Linked DNA regions of Homo sapiens: region 2 is linked to region 1. A link is an interaction called in ENCODE POLR2A ChIA-PET data of the cell type or tissue named here. Cell type or tissue: A673. All regions are shown on one strand. Each heading gives the region's core, and the rest is flanking DNA. Links, peaks and the distances in the headings are about the cores only.

Region 1 (5,369 bases), core at 100-5,099:
TCTCCCATTTTTCTTTCTGCTCTCCTTGGACTCAGTTGGAATGCAGTGCTTATCACTTGAGTTTTCACAGGTCTTATGGGGTAGGGGTGGGAGCTACTTGTGTTATGCAAACCCAGAAGTTAATATACATAAAGGGAAGAAGATCTGGAATTCTTCCCTATTGTTATTTCTGTAGTAATATTTCAGAAGTTTGAGCTGCTCATATATGCAGAGGGAGAATTTAACTTTCCTGTTAAATTTTATGAGACTGATGTATATTTTGGATATTTCCTTGCGGTTCAACTAACTTCTTTCTCAGACATCTTTCCCTTCAGTATTATCAATCAACCACATTTTAAAAGAAACCCAACTGCAAGATCATTTCTCTCTACAGCAGTAATATGACCCTTTTAAGTGGAAATTAACTTCTAGTATGTGATCAGAATGTCTCATATATGTGTCTCTTGATTGTGTTCACAAACTCGGGCAAAATGAATAAACTAATGCTAATAATACTAAACACATAAAAAGATTTCACACCAAACACGTATATAGTGCCCGGTAGAGAATTCTGCACTTATTAAAAGCTGAGTATCTATATTTATTTATCGATCTATATCATTTATATATATTCATATAATAAAAAACTAATATATTTTCTCCAAAGACTTTACTAAGCTTGGATTTGTGCAGCTATCTAGGAGTTAATTAATTACCAAGTGGCAGACAAGACAAGACAATGCAACATCATCCTTCTTAGATTATCATCACCCTTTTTAGAGTATCAGGGCATAAGAATTTTTTCTTTTCTCCCAGCAAATTAAATGGTGTTAAAGAGGAAATAAAGATACAAATAATTTTGAAGAATGGCAAATCATAGTCCCTATGTGGTCCTTCAGTTGGTCACGCTCCAGGAAAACCTCAGGCAAAGTGTTTAAGGCTGGAAGGGGGTGGAATGGGTGGGTAGGGGACACAAAAGACATTGTCCTGTGAAAAGGAATGATTACATATGGCCTATACATACAGGATATTGTCTCGCCTGGTAATGAGGCGCTCACGACCATTAGATTGGTCTTTGTTCAGCTTATCCAAACTCCTTGACATACGCCACCTATTCTGCAAACGCCAACAGATGGGCCCAGGCACTGCACAGCCTCAACACTTGATTTAAAGCAACAGCTGCTCTTTGCTCTTACACGGCCAGCCTGCCTGAGTGCTGCCCTTCCAACGAAGATTTTGCTCGGATGGCCTGGAGGAAGTCTTCGTTGGAAAGGCCCCGTCACCTTTTTTGGCCTCCGAGTAGTCCCAGAGGATGGAGACACTGATAAGGATTGGCCATTTGGGGCTTTTCGGGGTCCTCGATACAGTAGGGCTACCGAACTTATATTTCACCCTCTCCCCACACCGCTAGTCGAAACTTGGGCTTTGCCTTGGGTGCACTGGCGCTTTCTTTATGTCTCGCTTGTTCGCCTCTCACCGGGTCGCTTTTCCATTCTTTCTTGCCCAGGGGAGGAGCGCTACATCTGCTGGTACTGCTGGAGGACGTTTAGATACCCCAACAGCCTTAAGGCACACCTGCGTTTCCACTGCGTGTTCAGCGGCGGTGGAGGCGGCGCCTTCCTGCACCACGAACACGCGGCTCGCCAAGGCGCCGTCCCAGCGGCTGATGGCCTCGGTCTCTCCCCAAAACCCCCGGCGCCCGATTTCGCCGCGCCTTCCCAGGCAGGAACTTTGCGACCCCACCCCCTGGGCCCGCCACCAGTTCAGGCCTGCGGTGCGCGGGAGGGCATCAAGCGCGAGGCCTCTTCCGCGCCCTCGGCCACCTCGCCGACCCCAGGCAAGTGGGGGCAGCCCAAGAAGGGCAAGGAGCAGCTGGACCGTGCCCTGGACATGAGCGGAGCCGCCCGAGGACAAGGGCACTTCCTCGGCATCGTGGGCGGCTCCTCGGCGGGGGTCGGCAGCCTGGCTTTCTACCCCGGCGTGCGCTCAGCTTTCAAGCCCGCCGGCCTAGCGAGGGCGGCGGCGGCCGCTCACGGCGACCCCTACCGGGAGGAGAGCAGCAGCAAGCAAGGAGCCGGCCTCGCTTTGGGCAGGCTGCTGGGCGGGGGCCGGGCGTGCGGGCGCCCCGGGAGCGGGGAGAACTCGGCGGCGGGCGGCGCGGGTCACCACCATCACCACCACGCGCACCACCACCACCATCCCAAGTGCCTGCTCGCTGGGGACCCGCCGCCGCCGCCGCCGCCTGGCCTGCCCTGCTCTGGGGCCCTGCGCGGCTTCCCTCTGCTCTCCGTCCCCCCGGAAGAGGCGTCCGCCTTCAAGCACGTGGAGCGCGCCCCGCCCGCAGCCGCCGCGCTGCCAGGAGCGCGTTATGCGCAGCTGCCCCCTGCGCCGGGGTTGCCCCTCGAGCGCTGCGCGCTGCCGCCCCTCGACCCGGGCGGTCTCAAAGCCTATCCGGGTGGTGAGTGCAGCCACCTGCCCGCCGTCATGCCGGCCTTTACAGTCTACAACGGGGAGCTGCTCTACGGCTCACCGGCCACCACCGCTTATTACCCGCTCAAATTGCACTTCGGCGGGCTGCTGAAGTATCCGGAGTCCATCTCCTACTTCAGCGGGCCTGCAGCGGCCGCCCTAAGCCCCGCCGAGCTGGGGTCGCTGGCCAGCATCGACCGAGAGATCGCCATGCACAATCAGCAGCTGTCCGAGATGGCTGCCGGGAAGGGTCGCGGACGCCTGGACTCGGGGACGTTGCCACCGGCCGTCGCGGCGGCGGGAGGCACCGGGGGCGGCGGCAGCGGAGGCAGCGGCGCAGGTAAGCCCAAGACCGGCCACCTGTGCCTCTACTGTGGCAAGCTGTACTCGCGCAAGTATGGGCTCAAGATCCACATGCGGACGCACACGGGCTACAAGCCACTCAAGTGCAAAGTCTGTCTGCGGCCCTTCGGCGACCCCAGCAATCTCAACAAGCACATCCGGCTGCACGCCGAGGGCAATACGCCCTACCGCTGCGAGTTCTGCGGCAAGGTACTTGTGCGCCGCCGGGACCTGGAGCGACATGTCAAGTCCCGCCACCCTGGCCAGAGTCTGCTCGCCAAAGCGGGCGACGGCCCGGGTGCCGAGCCCGGCTATCCCCCGGAGCCTGGGGATCCCAAGAGCGACGACAGTGACGTGGACGTCTGCTTCACAGACGACCAGAGCGACCCCGAGGTTGGGGGCGGCGGGGAGCGCGACTTGTAACGAGTCTTCCCGGGAAGGGGCGGGGTGAGGACAGAGAGGAGTCGAGGGTTTATTCTCGCAGTAGAGGAACTCCTGGTGGTGGGAAGAGGGACCCAATGGACAAAACCGTTTTTGTTTTTGAGAGGGCGCCAGATTTGAAACAGTGAGAGGTCCCACATCTGGTGCTGAAACTCAGAGCAACAGTTCAGAGGTGGCGTAAATCTGGCCACCTGGAGAGCTCGAGTGCCACCAGTACCTCCGCACCCCGGGCCTCTGGACTTCTTGGATGAGCTCACCCTGAACCGCCCAGGCGGTCTGCTCTTGGTGTTCAGAATCACATCAATGCGAACGTCACAGCGCCTTCGAGGGCGCAGATTTTAACTGCCACGTATTTTTAAGTTGTACTTTTCTGTGGAGGAAATTGTGCCTTTTGAAACGACGTTTTGTGTGTGTATTTCACGTTAGCATTTCATTGCATAGGCAAAACACTAGTCACAATTGGGTAGATGTGACATCCATATACTTGTTTACATTTTATCTGTTCTCATGTCAAAGACTACTCCTTGCCCCATTGAATATATAGTGGTAGCAGGTGTACAAATTGGTCAAGTTGCAATTATTTATGAGAAAATAATGATAAATGTAAAATATCTAAAGCATGAATCTAAGAGCACGCAATATATAATTTTAAAGAAAATATTCTATTTGGTAGAATACAAATGTGGTGTGTGTTGTTTTATAATGACTGCTGTACAGTGGGTATAGTATTTTGGTTTTGGTTCCAGATTGTGCAATCTTTAAGAAAAATAAAGATACAAACGAGAGTTTTGTTCACTTAGTGATTTCAGCAGATATTTTAAAGAAGTAGTTTAATTTGAAAACAATTTGCGAGGAGACTGCATAATAAAATAAATCATTGGAGACTTGAATACTTTGAGTATTCATAAAATAATGTTAAGCAGTGTTGTATTATAACAGGGAAATATACCATTTTCAATATGTGCATTTCACAGGCTCCCAAACATCAGGCAAAACAATTGTTTCCTAAAACTATTGTTAATCATGCTAAATGTTTTCATGTTTACTGAAAGAAGTTCATGACCTTCAAGAAGAAAAAACCCACATATTGTCAAAAAAAAAGTATGGAACTGTAGAATCACTATTTCTTGTTGTGCTCCATTTTGACAGAACTTTCCTTGGGAAGCAAGAAAGGAAACTTGCTCAGTGTCTTTTATGATTCATATATTTTATTATTAATTCAACAAATACTAAAGGAGGGTCTGTTTTGTTGGAAGTGCTGATCTATTTGCTTTACTCATAAGTTTCTTTTTCCCATGTACTTCTTCCAATGGTCTTCTGCTGTCAGTATTGGTCCTATCTTACAGAAAAGAAAGCATACTCTTTAAGGACACTGGGGTGCCCATAATTAGAACAGCAAAATTAGAAGCAATGACTATATTTACTGGTTTTAAAAAAATGCTAGCTAATGGGCAGATATCATAAAGAATATAATTTTGTTGACTAAAATTGGAAAGCACCCATCTTCCTCCCCATATACACTCTGGGGAGGATTTCACTGTAGAAAGTGGAGGATCAGTCAACCTCTTAGCTAAGGGCAGGTACCCGAAGGGCCCATGTCTGCAGCACTTTTCAGAGATCAGTTTGAAGATTCTGGCGAGTCACCCAAGGGTCTGGATGTGACTCTGATAATTTAACTCAGTTAAAAATGCCCATTATTTTCTGAATCCTGAATGATTTGCAAGTCTTCACCTTTCTTCCTGTTGGCAACACTGCTTTAGTCAGCCGGTGGCTGGCAGGAACATTTTCTGGCACATCACAGCAGGGGGGCATGGATAGGGGAGGGCATGTGATTTCTATTGGTGGTGATCTGCAAGATTTCTTCTATGAGAAAATGTATGCTAGGAATTATAGGTTTTTAGTGTCAGCTGACCAGAAAATGTTTCACTTTGTAAAAGAAAGCTAACAGAGAGAGAGAGAAAAAAAAACTATCAACATGTAAATATGGTGACAAAGATACTACCATTTATTGAGGACCTATACTGTGCCAGGTTCTTATGCAACTTGCAGCTCTTTCCTTTCCATGGAGGAGGACCATCAGCTTGCCCCACCAGGTTCACAGTTCATCACACAGAACTAGAAGTGAATTAAAGCATCTG
Region 2 (5,369 bases), core at 86-5,085, 270 kb before region 1:
ATTTCACCTTAAGTGGAGGTAGTTATCATGTAACCTCTAAAGCCTTGGTCTTTGACCTTCCTGCCTGGTTTTTTTCCCTTTGCCCCTCCACTCCTCTTCCCCTAGACGCTGCAAGAAAGGCACCTGATACAGGTCTGTCTTCCCTGAGCAATGCTTCAGTTCTCCACATTTCTCTTCCTTCCTCTTCCTCCAACAAAACGGATTTCAAAGTAGGTACTTTTTTTGAGACGGAGTCTCGCTCTGTCGCCAGGCTGGAGTGCAGTGGCACCATCTCGGCTCACTGCAACCTCCGCCTCCTGGGTTCAAGCGATTCTCCTGCCTCAGCTCCCCGAGTAGCTATAGGACTACAGGCGCGTGCCACCACGCCAGGCTAATTTTTGTGGGGTTTTTTTGTTTGTTTTTTAGTAGACGGGGTTTCACAATGTTGGCCAGATGGTCTCGATCTCTTGACCTCGTGATCCGCCCGCGTCAGCCTCCCAAAGTGCTGGGATTACAGGCGTAAGCTGCCGCGCGCCGGGCCAAAGTAGGTACTTTCTAAGAGGCAGTGGTTAAAAACTGCAGGCTCTGATTTGAATCTAGATCCTACTACTCTTACTGTGTGATCTTGGGCAAGCTGCTTAACCTCCCTGAGCTGCAATTTCCTTATCTATGAAATGAACAAACAACAGTTGTGAGGAATAAATGCAGTCACACATGCAAAGCCCATCCTACTAAGTATTCAGAAATAGCCCTTTTTTATTGTTTGCATTACTTCAGAGCTTTCTAATTCAACTCAAACATTTGTCCAGAAACAAAACTGGCCAAGTATGGTGGCTCACACCTATAAACCCAACACTTTGGGAGGCCAAGGAGGGAGGATTTCTTGAGGCCAGGAGTTTGAGACAAGCCTGGGCAACATAGTGAGACCCCATCTCCACAAAAAAGTTAAAAAAAAAATTAGCCAAGTGCAATGGTTCATGCCTGTAATCCCAGCAACTCAGCAGACTGAGGCCAGAGGATCGCTTGATCCCAGGAGTTCAAGAGCAGCCTGGCCAACACGGTGAAACCCTATCTCTACTAAAAATACAAAAATTATCCAGACGCGGTGGTGCACGCCTGTAATCCCAGCTACTCAGGAGGCTGAGCCAGGAGAATCATTTGAACCAGGGAGGTGGAGGTTGCAATGAGCTGAGATCGAGCCACTGCACTCCAACATGGGCGACAAAGCGAGACTCAGTCTCAAAAGAAAAAAAAAAAAAAAGGAAGAAAAAGTGTGAATCAACCTAGGATTAAACTCCTTAGTCCAAATAAGCATCCAGTGCTGAGGTATATAGTCCCCTAAATGAGTTAGTAGCTATCTGTGGGCAGAGAGCTCTCCAGTCTCCAGTGACAACACCTGCCAGGGCAGGGCCTACTCCGGAGTGGCAGCTGAGCTCCACACTGTTTCTGCAAGGTCATTTAAGCTTTGTTTTAAACTTGGTCCTGTGAAGCCTTCACTCCCTCCACTGCTGAGAAGCCTCATGGTTTGGGATCTCCTCAAAGGCTTTAGACTAGAATACAACTGAGAAACAACTGGGTTACCATTTAAATTACTGCCCAAATGTTTTAGTTCTTTAGGTAGCTTGAAATCTAACTTGAAATACAGTTCTAAAACTAGCACAATTAACAAATAATCTAGAGAGATAATTCTCTTTAAATTTTTTTGTTTGGTTCAGCTAGATTCAAGGCAATGTGTTGAGAGAATTAAATGTGCAACAAGCTTAAAATAAACTTCCTCAAATATGGCTAAATAATATGAAAACCAATACATTTCTCCAAACCTAAATGATTTCCCACCCTTTCAGAGATGGGAACTATTCAAAATATGTACGTTAGGCCAAATGCCTACATTAGGCCATCACAATAATCTCCTGGGATCCCTGCAGGCTAGTACAGGTCACCTATCACTGTCTTTGTTTATAACCTATTGTGTAGGATTCCTCCACTGGAATAAGGCAGTGTGGACACATTTCTCTCACTTTAGAAAATACTGGCAAAGAGACATTCTGAGCTATTGAAAACTGGGCTTCTGGTAATCTTCCAGTGACGGAAGGCTCAAATGCATGGAAATTTTAACCATTAATTGATGTATCAATTAGCCAAACGACTGTCTCAGTGCCCTGTGGTATTACTCTACCCAAACAAAAATCTCGTCCCGGCTGGATGTACCAACAGCAGGGGCCTCCATTTTCTGGTATTTCCAACTCAATCTTGTAAACATTCTGCGGCAGCGGATGCAACTGTTTACGGCACTGGGCGACTCCGTGTTGTGCCCAACACACCCATGTGCTAGCCTGTCCTACTGCTCACACAACAATGACATCTAAGCCTGAAGATGGTGCTTGGCGTTCAATACCAGATAAGCAGAGAACCAGGTTAAGGCTGCATCAAAGCTGCCCACCACTACACTTGGTCATGCATCTTTAACAGGGACCCGCAGGTTTCTGGAGCTTTTGCAATTTTTCAGTCTTTTGATGTTGACATTTAGGGAAGAACTAACCTTTAGGTAAAAGATAAGGTTAGCAGTTAATATTCCAGCATTATTACTTATAAACAAGGCATTTCATAAAAGTGTAACCTATTTCTGCAGGGCCCAATTCTATTGTTGCAAACACACTGCACTTAGATCCTCCTAAGGCCATTTCTTAATAGATAACGACAAGTGACCCAGAGCATTTTGGGAGACAAATGTTTTTCCCTCCCAGCACCGGTTTAATTCTCCTTTCAACTCTAAACTGCCCCTCACGGCCAGGTGACCACAAATGCCTTTAGGGAAAGGTAATTGCAGGGCGCTTGGGCATCTGGGCAGCTTGACCGAGGGGCTGGCACGGGCCCCTCTCGCGCCAGCCCTGCCCTAGCCAGGTGCCCCTCTCTGCGCCCCTGTGCGGGGCCCTCTCTCCGGCTCACCTAATGACCAGGAGTTCGTGGAGCAGATACGCAGCTGCGGCCAGCAAAGCTCCCCCGGTCAAGTAAAGGGTTTTCTTCCACCAGGGATCGGAGCCCAGCCCTGCCATGATCCCACCGTAATCCTGCAAAGGGAAAGCGATGATGTCCCCATAAAAGGAGAAGGGCTCCTCGGACCCGGCCCACCAGCCGAAGAAGGAGATGCTCTGGTTCCAGCTCAGATCCACCACGCACGGCCTGGACGAAGCAAAGCCAACCCCCCAGTGCATGCTGCGCGGCTGGCTCCGGGCGCCCCTCCCAGGGCCCGCGCCGCCCGCATGGGAAGGGGCCGGCGCGGCCCGGCGCGGGCTCAGAGGCGCGCGGAGGGCGCGGGCGGCGCGGGCGGCGGCGACTGAGGAGGCGGCGGCGACTGAGGAGGCGGCGGCAGAGGAGGAGGAGGAGGAAGGGCACTGGCCGCGGACGGCGGGCCTGGCCGGCGGGGCCCCAGAGCCCTGGGCGGCAGCAGCGGCCGCCGGCTCCCCCCGCAGCTGCCTCTCCGCCCCGCTCTTTGTGTCGGCGCCTGGAGAAGGCCGCGTGATGTCATTGCTCCCCGGGGCAGGGAAACAGAGGCGGGATAAAGTCACCTACCCCGCGCCCTGCCCCCTCCCCGCATCTCCGCGGTCCGGCCGCCTCCGCCGGGGCCGGATCTGCAGGGCTGAGGCGCGCCGGGCAGGCTCCGCGCCTCCGGGCGGCACGCCCAAAAACCGCTCGCCGCGCGCGGGCAAGGGCGGCGGAGGTGCCTGGAAATGCGGCCCCACCGCGAGGAAGCTGCAGTCGGGGCCCGGATCCCGGTCCTCCCCTACCCCGGCCGGCCCTCCGCCTGCGCTCCAGCCCCTCCCGCGGGCCCCAGAGTAGGGAACGCGCAGGACTCACCTGGGGCGGCGCGGAGCTGCGGGCAGGAGACGCCACCAGGCGGGGGCTGGGAGCGTGGGCCAGGATTAAAGTCGGGAATCAGATTGTTCTGGCCATCAGGAAAGCGCTGCGTATTTGCATAATGTATAAAAACACTCTTATTACATTACACAATTACCTCGGGCTTGACCAGGTGTTCGCAGAGACGAGATGTCTGGTTTGGCAAATAACAAAATACTCTACCTAGAGAGATTTCTCTGACAAACCCAGTTCAAGTCTTTCCTCTTTGAAGTCACTATCAGGGAACTCGCTGATACAGGGTTTCGGTTGGGGGACGGGGGTCCCTCTTTTGTTTTAGAAAATCTGTCTAACAACTGTGTGTGTGTTCAGTGTATTTTTTTCCTTTAACTTCATTTATTAAAGTTCATAAGTACAAAGAATAGAAGCTTGTAATATATGCACAGATTTTAACAAGAGCATGGATAGTTTTAAATTGTTTGGAAGAACTGAAAAAGGATTCGGGCCGTGGAGGTTCATCACTCTCAAGGTGGAAGGATGGGTAAAAGAAACCTCCAGGCTCTTGCCTATGGAGCAGAGATTGAGGCGCAAAAGGACTCCCCCTTTTTTTCCTCTCCTGACACACCCGCCCCTTAGAACAGGCAAGGAGTGTGGTCGTCTTGTTAATAAATAATAAATATGGACGTGTCGCCTCAACGAGACGGGGGGAGGGGCTAGTCAGCTGATGCCTAGGCACCAGCATGTGAGACTCCCCAAACACTCCTGGGAAAATGTGACCTCCCAGGAAGAAGTAATGTGTGTGGTTCTAAGTGAGGCTCCCATAAGTAGGTTGCAAGGAGTGAAACCCAACGGCCTCCTGGGGTGACTGAGGTGGTCACCAGCCGGTCTTTCAAGGAGAGAGGCCAGAAGGCTGCCTGGCCTTGTCGGCAAGAAGCAGAGTAGTTAAGTCTGGGACCAAAGCTGCAGTGCTCTGGAAGAGGGAACAAGGAGGGCTGGCACCAGGGATTCTCCATGCTCCTTCTGTGCCCTTCCCACAGAGCACTCAGTCTTTGCTCTCAGTGAACACTGAGCCAATATTTAAAGAATATAAGTTTGATATTTGGGATCACATTATTTGCATATCTAGGTCTAGACATGGGGATGGGCATAAATTACCTTAAGTGGAAGAATATGGAAGGCAAAAGGGAGAGTCAATCCTGACAAACCTTATGCCCAAAACAAGTTAGAACCCAGAGGAAGTGTAGTATTTTTATCCCAGAAAGCCACTGACTACAATTCACTCTCACTCATAGTGACCTGCCCCACCCACTCATGCAGGCCAGGGGCCCACTGCTGCTTCCTGGTAGTGTCAGACAACTGTTGAGCATCATCTGGTCTCTGGTTCAAATATGGTTTACATTTTTAGAGACACTGCAGTGAACATCTTTAAGAAGCAGATGTGGGCTGGGCACAGGTGGCTCACACATGTAATCCCAACACTTTGGGAGGCCAAGGTGGGTGGATCACCTAAGGTCACGAGTTCGAGATCAGCCTGGCCA

Evidence for each region. Peaks named below come from ENCODE experiments on the same cell type or tissue, not always from the same donor. Only the 100,000 strongest peaks of a DNase experiment are listed, where the experiment ranks them.
Region 2: POLR2A ChIA-PET joins it to region 1 with 6 read pairs; 2 of 35 experiments call an interaction of 5 or more read pairs at or near these places.

What each region holds. Positions count from the first base shown.
Region 1 is chr6:99,611,547-99,616,915 of GRCh38, forward strand. It overlaps PRDM13 (PR/SET domain 13), which reads left to right. Exons shown (of 4, transcript NM_021620.4): 4 at 1,487-4,016. The coding sequence ends at 3,213. Among named protein-coding and RNA genes, the nearest start is that of PRDM13, 7.4 kb to the left of the region's middle. RefSeq lists silencers at 2,042-2,261, 2,972-3,021 and an enhancer at 2,428-2,976. In A673, for the core only: a CTCF peak has its summit at 1,994 (motif pointing left); DNase peaks (open chromatin) are centred at 2,025, 2,295 and 3,275; H3K4me3 peaks cover 1,930 bases; H3K27me3 peaks cover 2,756 bases.
Region 2 is chr6:99,346,182-99,351,550 of GRCh38, forward strand. FAXC (failed axon connections homolog, metaxin like GST domain containing) reads right to left here and starts at 3,493. Exons shown (of 6, transcript NM_032511.4): 1 at 2,926-3,493. The coding sequence starts at 3,191. RefSeq lists enhancers at 1-375, 376-876, 1,767-2,331 and silencers at 3,523-3,582, 3,653-3,702, 3,763-3,842. In A673, for the core only: a CTCF peak has its summit at 3,822; no DNase peak of the experiment used is centred there; H3K4me3 peaks cover 1,343 bases.